Linked DNA regions of Homo sapiens: region 2 is linked to region 1. Evidence: chromatin contacts called from ENCODE Hi-C or POLR2A ChIA-PET data. All regions are on one chromosome and are shown on one strand. The core of a region is the stretch at or near the end of the contact, and the rest is flanking DNA. Distances in the headings are between cores, read along the strand shown.

Region 1 (6,072 bases), core at 3,512-6,011:
CCAATCTCTGGTTAGGGGCGTGATCACCTTGGACCAATCAGGACCCTGCCCTGGAGCTGGGCCGTGGCTCCCAGGAATCACTGAGGATGCTGGATGCTGGACCCCAGCCAGGAAGCAGCAGCCAAGATACTGCCTCCTGGCCTCCAATTAATGTCCAAGCTGCCATTTATTGAGCACTGACTGTATGCCTGGGTTTTCACCCACACCAAGTTCTGGCTCCACAGTTTTCTCACCAGCAGCCCCTTTCCCTCCTCCCAGCCTCCGCACCCGCCCATCCTGCCACACTGAATGCTGTTTCTGCCCCAGTTGCCAGTTAGAATCCCACGCTTCCTTCAAGGAAAACCTCACCTTGGAGTCTGTCTCCACTTCCTGTAAGAAGCCTTCCAAGATCCCCCACGGGGACTCATCAGGCAAGGATAGGGAGTGATGTCATCCTGACTATCACGACTGCAATCTTTTCACTGCCACGGAGCTGGGGTGAAATTGCCCTAGGCGGGCAATTTTCTAGCTGTGTGACCTTGGGCAAGTTACTTAACCTTTCTGCGCCTCGCCTTCCCTGTCTCTTAAATGGAGATCATATTAGTACTTCCCTTGTTGGGTCATTATCCGAGTTAAATGTTAATACACGCAAAGTGCTCAGGATCTCGTCCAGCCCACAGGAAGCACTAGATAAGCGTTAGCTGCTGTCATTCCCCTCCCTGTTCTCTCAGTCCCCATCAGGGCTGAAGACTGACCCTGGTCCAATTGTCCTGATTTGCATGTGGCTCACTGTGGATTCACGTATGCACCCAGAGTATACCCAGGAGCACCATGGCGCCCTGGCAAACTCCACAAGACAAGCTGTCACGCTCCAGGATCACCTGGCAAATTTTCTCATGAATAAAACCGGGAGCTAAAAATGTCTCACGTTTTTCTCCACCTACAAACCCGTCAGTCTCCCCCTGCTCTACGGAGGGCACAAGGATGCACAGAATGTTCCTTAAAAGAATGGAAAAGGCATTCTGGAATCCAGGGCTAATACAATTACTCTAAAAGCATTTCTCCCCTGTTCGAAGTTAACTCGCTCCTGATGATGATAAACTCTGCCGTGCCTGGCCCTCCAGCGCGAGGTGGGGTGATGATTCTCCTAAGGAATATTTTTTCTGCCTCCCACCGGGGTCCTGGTGTTCTCTGCGCTCTGTGGCAGCCAGCATGCCAGCAGCATAAGTTTGGGGATTGCAGAAGGCGAGCGCTGGGAGGCATTTCAAAGCTGCCCGAATGCTGTCCTGGAGAAGGAAGCGGCTAGGCTGCTGTCTGCTGACCTCCTGGGTGCCTCTTCAGAGCTTTCCAAAACAAGGGCTAAAGGGAAAAGACAACACGCCCTTCACCAGGAACCCCAGGAAGATGCAGGAGTGTTTTGGCTCATTTAAGCTGGATAAGACCCAAATCCTGGAGGCTGTTCTGCAGATTTTGACACTCGGAACAATATTCTGGTTTTCACTGGGTGAGTCACTCTTGGGAGACAGAGCCGTGTTGTTAGCAGTTTCATTTTGACTTTGTGAAAACTCATGCCCTCCTTACTCCCTTTATGCCAGCCCCCAAAAAGCATCCACTGCCTGAAGTGGAGAGAGGTCTGGCTTCTCTTCGTCTGCTCGGGGGAGACTCTGAGTAGGACTTGCTTTGGAGACTGGAGCAAACTGTGGTGTGCAGAGGGTTGCTTTGTGAATTACCTGGCACCGTTGTTCAGGGAATGAGCCACAGTGCTTTGAAGGTTGGATACTCTGGAGTTCTTGGATATGCAGATGGCCAACAAAAGAAGTGCTTTATCTTCATGGCCTCGTTGGAGCTGGGAACATTCTGGACCTCAGTGCTGGAGCCTGCTTTCACTTCCTCTACTACCACAGTCTCAGACTTGGCCTGACAGGGCACTTCAGACCTTCTCCTGACCAACCAGTCCAGGTCCGACTGGTTTTCCCAAAAGTGCTCACTGCATCGCATAGAGACTGTAGTGCACATTAAAATGAATTACGTCCGGAGAATACAAGATGATCAGATATGAACCGTTTTGACTCCAACAATTATAATGGCTCTGTGCTGTGTGTCAGGGGCTATGAAACAGGCGTTAAAAAGAATGAGGTGACTGGCTGGGCACGGTGGATCACGCCTGTAATCCCAGCACTGTGGAAGGCTAGGGCGGATCACTTGAGGTCAAAAGTTCGAGACCAGCCTGGCCAACATGGGGAAACCCTGTCTCTACCAAAAATACAAAAATTAGCCAGGCATGGTGGCGTGTGCCTGTAGTCCCAGCTACTCAGGAGGCTGAGGCAGGAGAATCACTTGAACCTGGGAGACAGAGGTTGCAGTGAGCTGAGATCCTGTCATTGCACTCCAGCCTAGGTGACAGAGCAAGACTCCATCTCAAAAAAAAAAAAAATGAGGTGACTTATGTGTGTCCAGCATGAATTGATGTCTCAGACATGTTAAATGAAAAAAGCAAGTCACAGAACGATACACAGAAAATGGTACAAAATAGAAACAACAACACAAAAATTTAAAAATGAAATCAAGAACTCTTCTACAAAGAGGTGGGATATGGCATAGTAGTCCTGCGACCACTCTGCTCAAAGCCACAGTGGATTGACCTCCCTCCAACATGTGCTGGCTGCTGGCCCTGTCCCTCTCCGAGTCTCAGTTTCCCTGTCTGTGGAATGGGGATGATAAAAGTAAAAGCCTCAGAGGGTTGCTGTGGGCCCCACAAAGTTTGGGAAGTACGGGCGCCCAGCCTCGTTGACTGTGCTTATCATCTGTGCAATGGGGACAGCCTCAGGGGGCAAGGATCTCTCTCCAAAAGACATTTTGGAATTTCTCACAGCCAGTGCATGTGGATTACATGAGTACATTTTTAATAAGGAAAAAAAAAAGAAAGTTAAGGATGCTATTTCTGAAGGGAAAATATGCAGGAAGTTTTTAAGACCCTGACTCCTCACACACCCCCTCAGGGGCCGGCTTGCAGTTTAGAAGTGAGCACACGTGGGTAGCTCAGCTCTGCGGAGGAGGCTGTGGTCAGAGGCAGCTGCCTGGCGGAGGCTGGAAGGGCCCCTGGACATTTATCAAGGCCAGGATGGGGAGACATGCTGCTCCCGACCCCAGAGGCCCCACTCATGTTACCTGGCGGCTTTGAGACAGAAGTTCCTCAGCAAAGCAGGCTCCTTCCTGCCTGGCATTATGAGCAGAGATTAAGCACTCTGTTGACACACAAAGAAACAGCCCCATCTGTAAAATTCCGCAGCAGGGCGAGGCTTGTCAGGCCTTTAATACAGGGGCCTGGAGGCTCCTGAGTGTTTACTAAGAGCTCAGCCTGATGGGGATGGAGGAGAGGACTCTCTCAGTTCAGTAGCATGTTTTTACTGCGCACCTACTGTGTGCCCGGCACCATTCTAGACACTCAGGACGTGGCAGGTAGATAAATAAATGAACATGAGGATTGGAGGCAGTTGTGAGTTCTACGCAGTTGTTAAAATTGTTTGATTTGATAGAAAGTGAGGAGGTGAGGGGGTGGGGCTTACCTCTGAAGAGGTAACATCATCTGTACAGAAATCGAAATCGAGTTAGAGAACCAGCCATGGGCTTGTGTGTGGGGAGGAGCCTTCCAGCAGAGGGCACAGCAGGTGCAAATGCCCTGGGGCCGTAGTGGGCTTGGCATGGAGCTGGAAACTAGAGGTTTAGGAGGAAAACGGTGGGAACAAGGTTGGTAAGGAGGGTGGGCTAGATCACGCTGGGCCTTGTCAGTCGCTGTAGGGAATCTGGATTTCCGGCATTTACTTCCTCGTACACCGAGCACGTGAGTTTTAAGCACCAGTTATGTGCAAAGCAAGGAAGTTTGCTCAGGGTGCACTTGCTGGGCATTTATTAATTTCACTGAGAAGACGGTGCTTCTGTTCATGCGGCCAGTGCAGGAGCTGGGCCCACCTGTCACTTGGCCACAGCTGGGGAGCACAGGCCCGGAGCAGGGTTTGGAGATGAGAAGTGGGCTGAGCCCCAGTGCTGGGCTCAGGGTACCGAATGTTAGAAGGCAAGCCCTCTCAGGGTGCCAGTGCAGAGGGGCACCTGGGATGCCTGACATGCCTCACCCAGTGCCAGACCTGCTGAGGGCACTCACGGTTCAACCCGGGAGGCCCAGGAGCAGCTCAGGCCTGGTGGGAGATGAGGGGTAGAGATGACCTCCCTGAGCCAGCCTGAGGCCAGCTATGTTCATGAAGCTTCCAGCGTGCTGTTTCCCAGGAGGGCAGCTCTGGGAGCCTGAGAAGGCAGGGAAGCTGGAGCTGCCCCTCCCCCAGCCCTGTCCTTCCCAAAAGCACAAGCACGTATGTCGCAGTTCACCCATGTGTGGTGTGTGTTGGGACTACTCACAGGTCACAGGTGGGGTTGTGTTTCCCGAAAACACATGTCCGGGTCCTAACCCCTGGCAGCTGTGGATGTGACTTTATTTGGAAATAGGATCTTTGCAGATGTGATCAAGCTGAGATGAGGTCATCAGGGTGGACTCGCGTCCAAGATGACTGAAGCCCTCACAGGAAAAGGGGAGATACGCACAAACAACGTGGAGGCAGAGGAAAGGCTGGAGTGACCGATCTGCAAAGCCAGGAAGGCCAAGGGTCGCAAGAGCCACCAGGAGCTGGAAGAGGCAGGGAAGAATCCTGCCCCAGGGGCTTTGGAGGGAGCAGGGCCCTGCTGGCACCTGGATTGCAGGCTTCTGGCCTCCAGACCTGTGGTTTTAAGCCACCCGCTTCGTGGTACCTTGTTACAACAGCCTGAGAAGCAAACGCGCTGCATTTAGTGGGTGACGTTCCCTGGGGGTCTGGTTAGGATGCAGGTTCTGATTTCATAGGTCTGGGGTGGGACCCAAGACCTGGCTCCCATGCCCGGCGGATGCTGCTGGCCTGGGGGCTACGCTTTGAGTAGCAAAGCTTTGAAGGACGACTGGCAGCGGCCAGGCCAGCCCCCACCCCCACTTCTATGGGGCTCACAGACTGTCATAGTGTTCATTCATCCCTCAGGGGAAATGACTCAATCCGGGTCAGGGGTAGATCCCGGTTAGTCTAGCCAGGGGTCAGCAAACTCTTTCTCTGTAAAGGGTTGAGTCACTCTTCTAGGCTTCTTGGGCGTCTCTGCGGTAACTCCTCAGTTCTGCTTTTGTCACACAAAAGCAACCACAGACGATATTAAAAAAAAGGGTGTGCAGCTTGGGAGGCTGAGGCAGGAGGATCGCTTGAGCCCAGGAGTTCAAGACCAGCCTTGGTAACATAGCAAGATCCTCATCTCTACAAAAAAATTAAAAATTAGCTGGGCATGGTTGTTTGTGCCTGTAATCCCAGCCACTCAGGACGCTGAGGCAGGAGAATCGCTTGAACATACGAGGCAGAGGTTGCAGTGAGCCAAGATCACGCCACTGCCCTCCAGCCTGGCAAAAGAGCGAGACTCAATCTCAAAAAAAAAAAAAAAAAAAAAAAGGATGTGGCTGGGCACCAATCAATCTTTATTTACAAAAACAAACAGGCTTGGGGCCCGTGAACCACCGTTTGCTGACCCTGGGCTAAGCGTCATGGCCACCCCATCCCCCTTCCTAGATATTCACGTGGCCTAACCCTAGCCACTGTGGCGTGGAGGGGACTGTGCTGGGGGATTTACAGGGAATGCTTACCTGCTCTTACCTATTTATTTATTTTTTTCTAAGATAGGGTCTCCCCAGTAGCTGGGACTACAGGTATGTGGCACCATTCCTGGCTAATTTTTGTATCGCTTTTGGTAGAGAGGGGTTTCGCCATGTTGCCCAGATTGATCTTGAACTTCTGGGTTCAAGCGATCCATCCTTCTTGGCCTCCCAAAGTGCTGGGATTACAGGTCTGAGCCACCATGCCCAGCCTACCTGCTTTTAAAAAAGAGAGAACCAGGCAGGGTGCGGGGGCTCACGCCTGTAATCCCAGCACTTTGGGAGGTTGAGCTGAGCGCATTGCCTGAGGTCAGAAGTTCGAGTCCAGTCTGGGCAACATGGTGAAACCCCCCCCTCTACTAAAAATATAAAAATTAGCTGGG
Region 2 (5,782 bases), core at 1,742-4,241, 230 kb before region 1:
TAGAGCAACATAAGCACATTCATAAAATTAGTGATGTAGAAAGTGAAATTTCCACGTATGGTCACTCCCAGAGAAAAAAAATACGTTTATTTACCTTTTTTAAAAATAGGGGATTTCAGGCCGGGTGCGGTGGCTCACGCCTGTAATCCCAGCACTTTGGGAGGCCCAGGTGGGCGGATCACCTGAGGTCAGGAGTTGGAGGGATGGCAAATCCCATCTCTACAAAATATACAAAAAAATAGCTGGGTGTGTTGGCAGGCGCCTGTAATCCCAGCTACTCGGAAGGCTGAGGCAGGAGAATCGCTGGAACCCGGGATGTGGAGGTTGCAGTGAGCCGAGATTGTGTAACTGCATTCCAGCCTGGGCAACAAGAGCAAGACTCCGTCTCAGGAAAAAAAAAAGGGGGGGTTGGATTTCGCTTGTTGCCTAGGTTGGTCTCAAACTCCTGGCCTCAAGTGATTCTCCTGCCTCTGCCTCCCAAAGTGCTGAGATTACAGGTGTGAGGCACCATGCCAGGTCTCTTACTGTTTGTAATTAAATACATACACATTTTGTGTGTTTGTGTGCAGGTTTATAAAGTCAAAGGTGATAGTAACCCATTTAAGTTCCTACTCAATTTTACTTTCCAGGGATAACTAACTACTTTTTCTTTTTGAGATGGAGTCTCGCTGTGTCGCCCAGGCTGGAGTGCAGTGGCGCGATCTCGGCTCACTGCAAGCTCCGCCTCCCTGGTTCACGCTATTCTCCTGCCTCAGCCTCCCCAACAACTGGGACTACAGGCGCACGTCGCCATACCTGGCTAATTTTTTGTATTTTTAGTAGAGACAGGGTTTCACTGTGTTAGCCAGGATGGTCTCGATCTCCTGACCTTGTGATCCGCCTGCCTCTGCCTCCCAAAGTGCTGGGATTACAGGCATGAGCAACCGCGCCCAGCTGGGATAACTACTTTTTACAGGTTGATATTCTTTTGGACTTTTCCCCTGTGTAAAAATATACTATATTTGTTATGTACATATTATGTACATACAGACACAAATTGGACCATTCTCAGTATAATGATTCTCAGGTTTTTTTTTTTTTTTTGAGGTGGGGAACTAGATAATTATGGACATCTTTCCATACTAGCATATCTAGATCTACCTCATTCTTTTTAATATTTTTGCTAGTATTCCATTGTATGAATGTCCTATGATTTACTTAACCTGTCCATCAATATTTGTTTCCAGGTTTTTGCTATTATAATGCTGCTGCAAAGTACATCCTCACACATCTTTATTTTGTCTATTCATATTTCTGTAAGATAGGTTACTAAAGTTGGAACTGCCAAATTAACACTATCATACTATTTTGTTTTTTAATTTTAATTTTTTAAAAAATGTAAAATGTGCAATTTCAAGAGGAGAAACTTGAACACAAGGAGCAAAATCTATTTTTATAACATCCTATTAAAAGCTTGCTTTACATAAAGATTTTGAAAGAATAGCATAAATACAAGATTTCTATTTTAATTGGATTCTTAGGGCTAATAAAATAATCAGCCTTAGCACTTATTTATTTATTTTTTTTGAGACGGAGTCTCGCTCTGTTGTCCATGCTGGAGTGCAGTGGCGTGATCTCGGCTCACTGCAAGCTCCACCTCCCGGGTTCACACCATTCTCCTGCCTCAGTCTCCCGAGTAGCTGGGACTCCAGGCGCCCGCTACAAAGCCCGTCTAATTTTTTTTGTATTTTTAGTAGAGACAGGGTTTCACTGTGTTAGCCAGGATGGTCTTGATCTCCTGACCTTGTGATCTGCCCGCCTCGGCCTCCCAAAGTGCTGGGATTATAGGCTTGAGCCACTGCGCCCGGCCAGCACTTATTTTTATAATTCTTCATGATTACTGTGTTACTGTCCCATGATATTTCTCAATTTTTAAATTTTTCAAAAAAATTAATCCTTAATGTGCATATTTTTGAATTGTTAATATAACTTTTTGAGGTGATGTCTTCATGTGTTTCAACTACTTAAAAACTTTTAAACAGTATATAATAAAAAATCTTCCAGGCCACTCACACCTGTAATCCCAGCACTTTGGGAGGCTGAGGTGGGCAGATCACCTGAGGGCAGGAGTTCGAGACCAGCCTGGCCAATATATATATATTCATATATTCATATATATATATATATTCATATATTCATATATATATATTCATATATTCATATATATATATATATATATATATAGCAAAACCTCATCTCTAATAAAATACAAAAATTAGCTGAGCGTGGTGATGCATGCCTGTAGTCCCAGCTACTCGGGAGGCTGAGGCAGGAGAATCTCTTGAACCTGGGAGGTGGAGGTTGCAGTGAGCTGAGATGGTGCCACTGCCCTCCAGCCTGAGTGACAGAGCGAGACTCGGTCTCCAAAAAAAAACAACAAAAAAATCTTCCATCCTTGTCTCCCATCCACCCCTTCCCCCCAGCATGTACTTGCAGACTTTATGCATATACAGTGAGTACTGTATATACACAAATAATAAAAAAATCATATATATAATATATGTAATTCCCCTTTACATGAAAGGTAGCACACTGGTCTGTACAGTCTGTCTGCACTGTGCTATTTCACTTTATATTTTTATAGTTTGACAGAGTTCTAACATTTCTTTTTTTTTTTTTTTAACAGAGTCTTGTTCCTGATTGTTAAATTTTAAAGCATCCCAAAGTTTGGTTTCACACTTGAATGAATACCATGTAAGGATTCACTTACATAGATGTGGTTGCCTGAATCTTAAGAATAAAATAACATTGTTTGTATTTATTTAAATTAGTGTTCCTTTTATGGTTTGCCTGAAAGCACAACAAAATCCTCACCAAGATATTACAATTATGACTCCCATACAGGTATACTGTTTAGAGATTGGCAAGCACCTTTTAATTAAAGGAGTCAGCCAGCTTAGTGTGCAGTATTTATTTCTGCCGGAAGAGGGAGCTTCAGGGACAGACTTTGGTTTAGTCATGAAGCCTGCAGCACTCCCAAGCGGTTGTGGTTGACCAAGCAATTTATGCTTTTACCTTTCTACTTCCAGAGGCTTGTTTACTTATCAGTAAGCATTAATTTAGTGTCCCCTCAGATGCCTTTTACTTTCTTCTTTTCTGCCTAGAATAAGCTGCTCTTCCAATTTTGCAGCTACATGTTTCCACCCCAGTTGGAATTTCTCCATAACATCCATTGTAGCTATCCTTCAATCTACAGCCTCTATTTCCTGTTATAGCTGGTCAGGTCTAATCCCTCAAAATACTCTGTCCCCTGCTTCCCTTATCTGCTGGCCACCTTTTTCCCCCACATACACACTGCCATGTCCCACCCTTCACTCAAGTTGTTCCCTGCCACCTCAACAAATTTAAGTCCATAAAATAGAGTAAGTGTTCCTGACTGTTAAATTTTAAAGCATCCCAAAGTCTGATTTCACACTCGAATGAATACTATGTACGGATTCATTTACATAGATGCGGTTGCATGAGTCTTAACAAAAAAATAACATTATTTGTATTTATTCAAAGTACTGTCAAGATATAATGTCAAGATCTAATTCAAAGGTTCCACAAAGCCTTCCTTGACTGCCCCCAACGAAGATTATCCATTTTCCCTGAAATCCCATTGACTTTTCTATTTTGTAAGGAGGCTCGTGAGACTCTGTCTAAAAACAAAACAAAACAAAAAGAAACAATCAAACGGCTTGCTTCTGTTCTTTGATCTGCTAGTAAGCAAAAATTACACATGGTGACAGGAGCTATGTGAGGCTGTCAGGTTGAATGGGAGGAGTTTGGGATCCTGCTTGTGGATGGTTGGAAGAGGCTTTCGGGAAAGACAGTATTTATGTGAGACCTGGAAGATGGGCCTTAGCTTTGCAGAAGGTGGAGAGGCAGGAAATAGCACGGGGGCCCTGGGGCTGGAAGACTTGGGCATATTTGAGGAACAGAAAGGAGACCAGCATAACTGAGGTGGGAAAAGCATGTGAAGAGATGGGGCTGGAGGAGGCCGGGAGTGGTGGCTCACGCCTGTAATCCCAGCACTTTGGGAGGCCAAGGCAGGCGGATCATGAGCTCAGGAGATTGAGACCATCCTGGCTAACACGGTGAAACCCCGTCTCTACTAAAAATACAAAAAAAAAAAAAAAAAAAATTAGCTGGGCGTGGTGGCGGGCGCCTGTAGTCCCAGCTACCTGGGAGGCTGAGGCAGGAGAATGGCGTGAACCTGGAAGGCGGAGCTTGCAGTGAGCCGAGATTGCACCACTGCACTCCAGCCTGGGAGACAGAGAGAGACTCCGTCTCAAAAAAACAAACAAACGAAACAAAACAAAACAAAAATTAGCCAGGCGTGGTGGTATGCACCTGTAATCCCAGCTACTCGGGAGGTTGAGGCAGGAGAAACGCTTGAACTCAGGAGGCGGAGGTTGCAGTGAGCCGAGACTGCGCCACTGCACTCCAGCCTGGGTGACAGAGGGAGACTCCATCTCAAAAAAAAAAATTTTTTTTTTTTTACAAACGGTGTCTCCCTCTGTCGCCCAGGCTGGAGTGCAGTGGTGTGATCACAGCTCACTGCAGCCTCAACCTCCCCAGCTGAAGCCATCCTCTTGCCTCAGCCTCCTAAGTAGCTGGGACTACAGGCGCGCACCTCCAGGCTTGGCTCTTATTCTTTTTATTGTTTTTGAAACTATAGAACCTATTTTTAAAAAATGTTTTGGTTGTTTTTATTGCTGCTTTTCCTTTTGGGGTTAGAACACAAGTTTTGATGGGAAACAGGTTAGAACACATTCATCTCTTCCCATAGCGATGGTCATAGAAAAACGGGGCATATTTATAAACTCTCAGTTGATCTTAAAATGTGCAAAAGCTGCCGAACTCCCGGGAGTGAAGGGCGAAGCTCGTTAGCATCAACTGTGGCTGGGGAGTGACCGTAGGCAAGAGGGAGGGGCAAGTGTGACTCAGCGCTGTGTGGGCCAGTGTTTAGAGGCCAGCGTGTCCCTGCAAGCACGTGGGACAGTGGTCTGTTCTGCACTGTGCGTGACTCCTCGAGGAAGTCCACTTACCAGTTTCTCCTCACTGGTATTTTTGGGAGTTTCTGAAGAATGCTTGCACTCTTCACAAATCTGTGCTTGTTGTCATTTGTCACTCAGCCAGCTGGCTGCCTTGGGAGATTCTGCCCATGACCTCTGACATCTTAGACTTGGCTTCTCTGGGTTGCCTCAGGGATCTGGCTCTTTCCTTAGGACAGCTAGACATGGGGGTAGTGAAAGGAAATTGCAACGCGGAGAAATCACAATTGTGTGCCGCAGATATTAATGCTCCAGGGTCCTGCTCCTTCCCTGGGGGATCTGATAGGTCATTCCTGTCTTTGGCCCAGAGCTGACATCCTTCCTTAGCTATATCCCCCAAACCTGGAGCCAAACCTCACCCCCTTCTGTGGGGCCCAGTGTAAGGAGAAAAAAAAAATTTACCTCCCACCCAGATGACATCATCATAACCTCCAGATGATGTTATTACCATTCTGCTCTCAATGAAGACAAAGTTAACGCTAGTTTGCAGGAATTTTAGCATATGTATGTATGCATATATATATATATATATATATATATATATATATATATATATGAAACAGAGTTTCACTCTTGTTGCCCAGGTTGGAGTGCAGTGGCATGATCTCTGCTCACCACAACCTCTGCCTCCCGGGTTCAAATTATTCTCCTACCTCAGCCTCCCGAGTAGCTGGGATTACAGGCATGTGCCACCACACCTGGCA

The links. Hi-C counts contacts between places; a loop is a spot of excess contacts on that map. ChIA-PET counts read pairs that join two places held with the same protein, here RNA polymerase II (POLR2A). Pooled maps may share reads with other maps.
Region 2: a map with no recorded cell type shows a loop between it and region 1 (5-fold over the local background). The contact joins two enhancer-like sites. A Hi-C loop is called at or near these places in 1 of 37 single-sample maps with no recorded cell type and 2 of 50 pooled maps. POLR2A ChIA-PET finds 5 or more read pairs at or near these places in 3 of 52 experiments (A549, H1 and MCF 10A).

Annotation. Positions count from the first base shown.
Region 1 is chr12:124,680,545-124,686,616 of GRCh38, reverse strand. No RefSeq gene overlaps it. Among named protein-coding and RNA genes, the nearest start is that of NCOR2, 120 kb to the right of the region's middle. RefSeq lists enhancers at 722-1,264, 1,265-1,809, 4,936-5,005, 5,196-5,265. Within about 2 kb of position 4,761, at least 22 of the 41 ENCODE cell types and tissues checked have a DNase peak (open chromatin) inside an H3K27ac peak, as active enhancers do.
Region 2 is chr12:124,904,145-124,909,926 of GRCh38, reverse strand. No RefSeq gene overlaps it. Among named protein-coding and RNA genes, the nearest start is that of UBC, 7.6 kb to the left of the region's middle. RefSeq lists a silencer at 170-464. Within about 2 kb of position 2,991, at least 7 of the 41 ENCODE cell types and tissues checked have a DNase peak (open chromatin) inside an H3K27ac peak, as active enhancers do.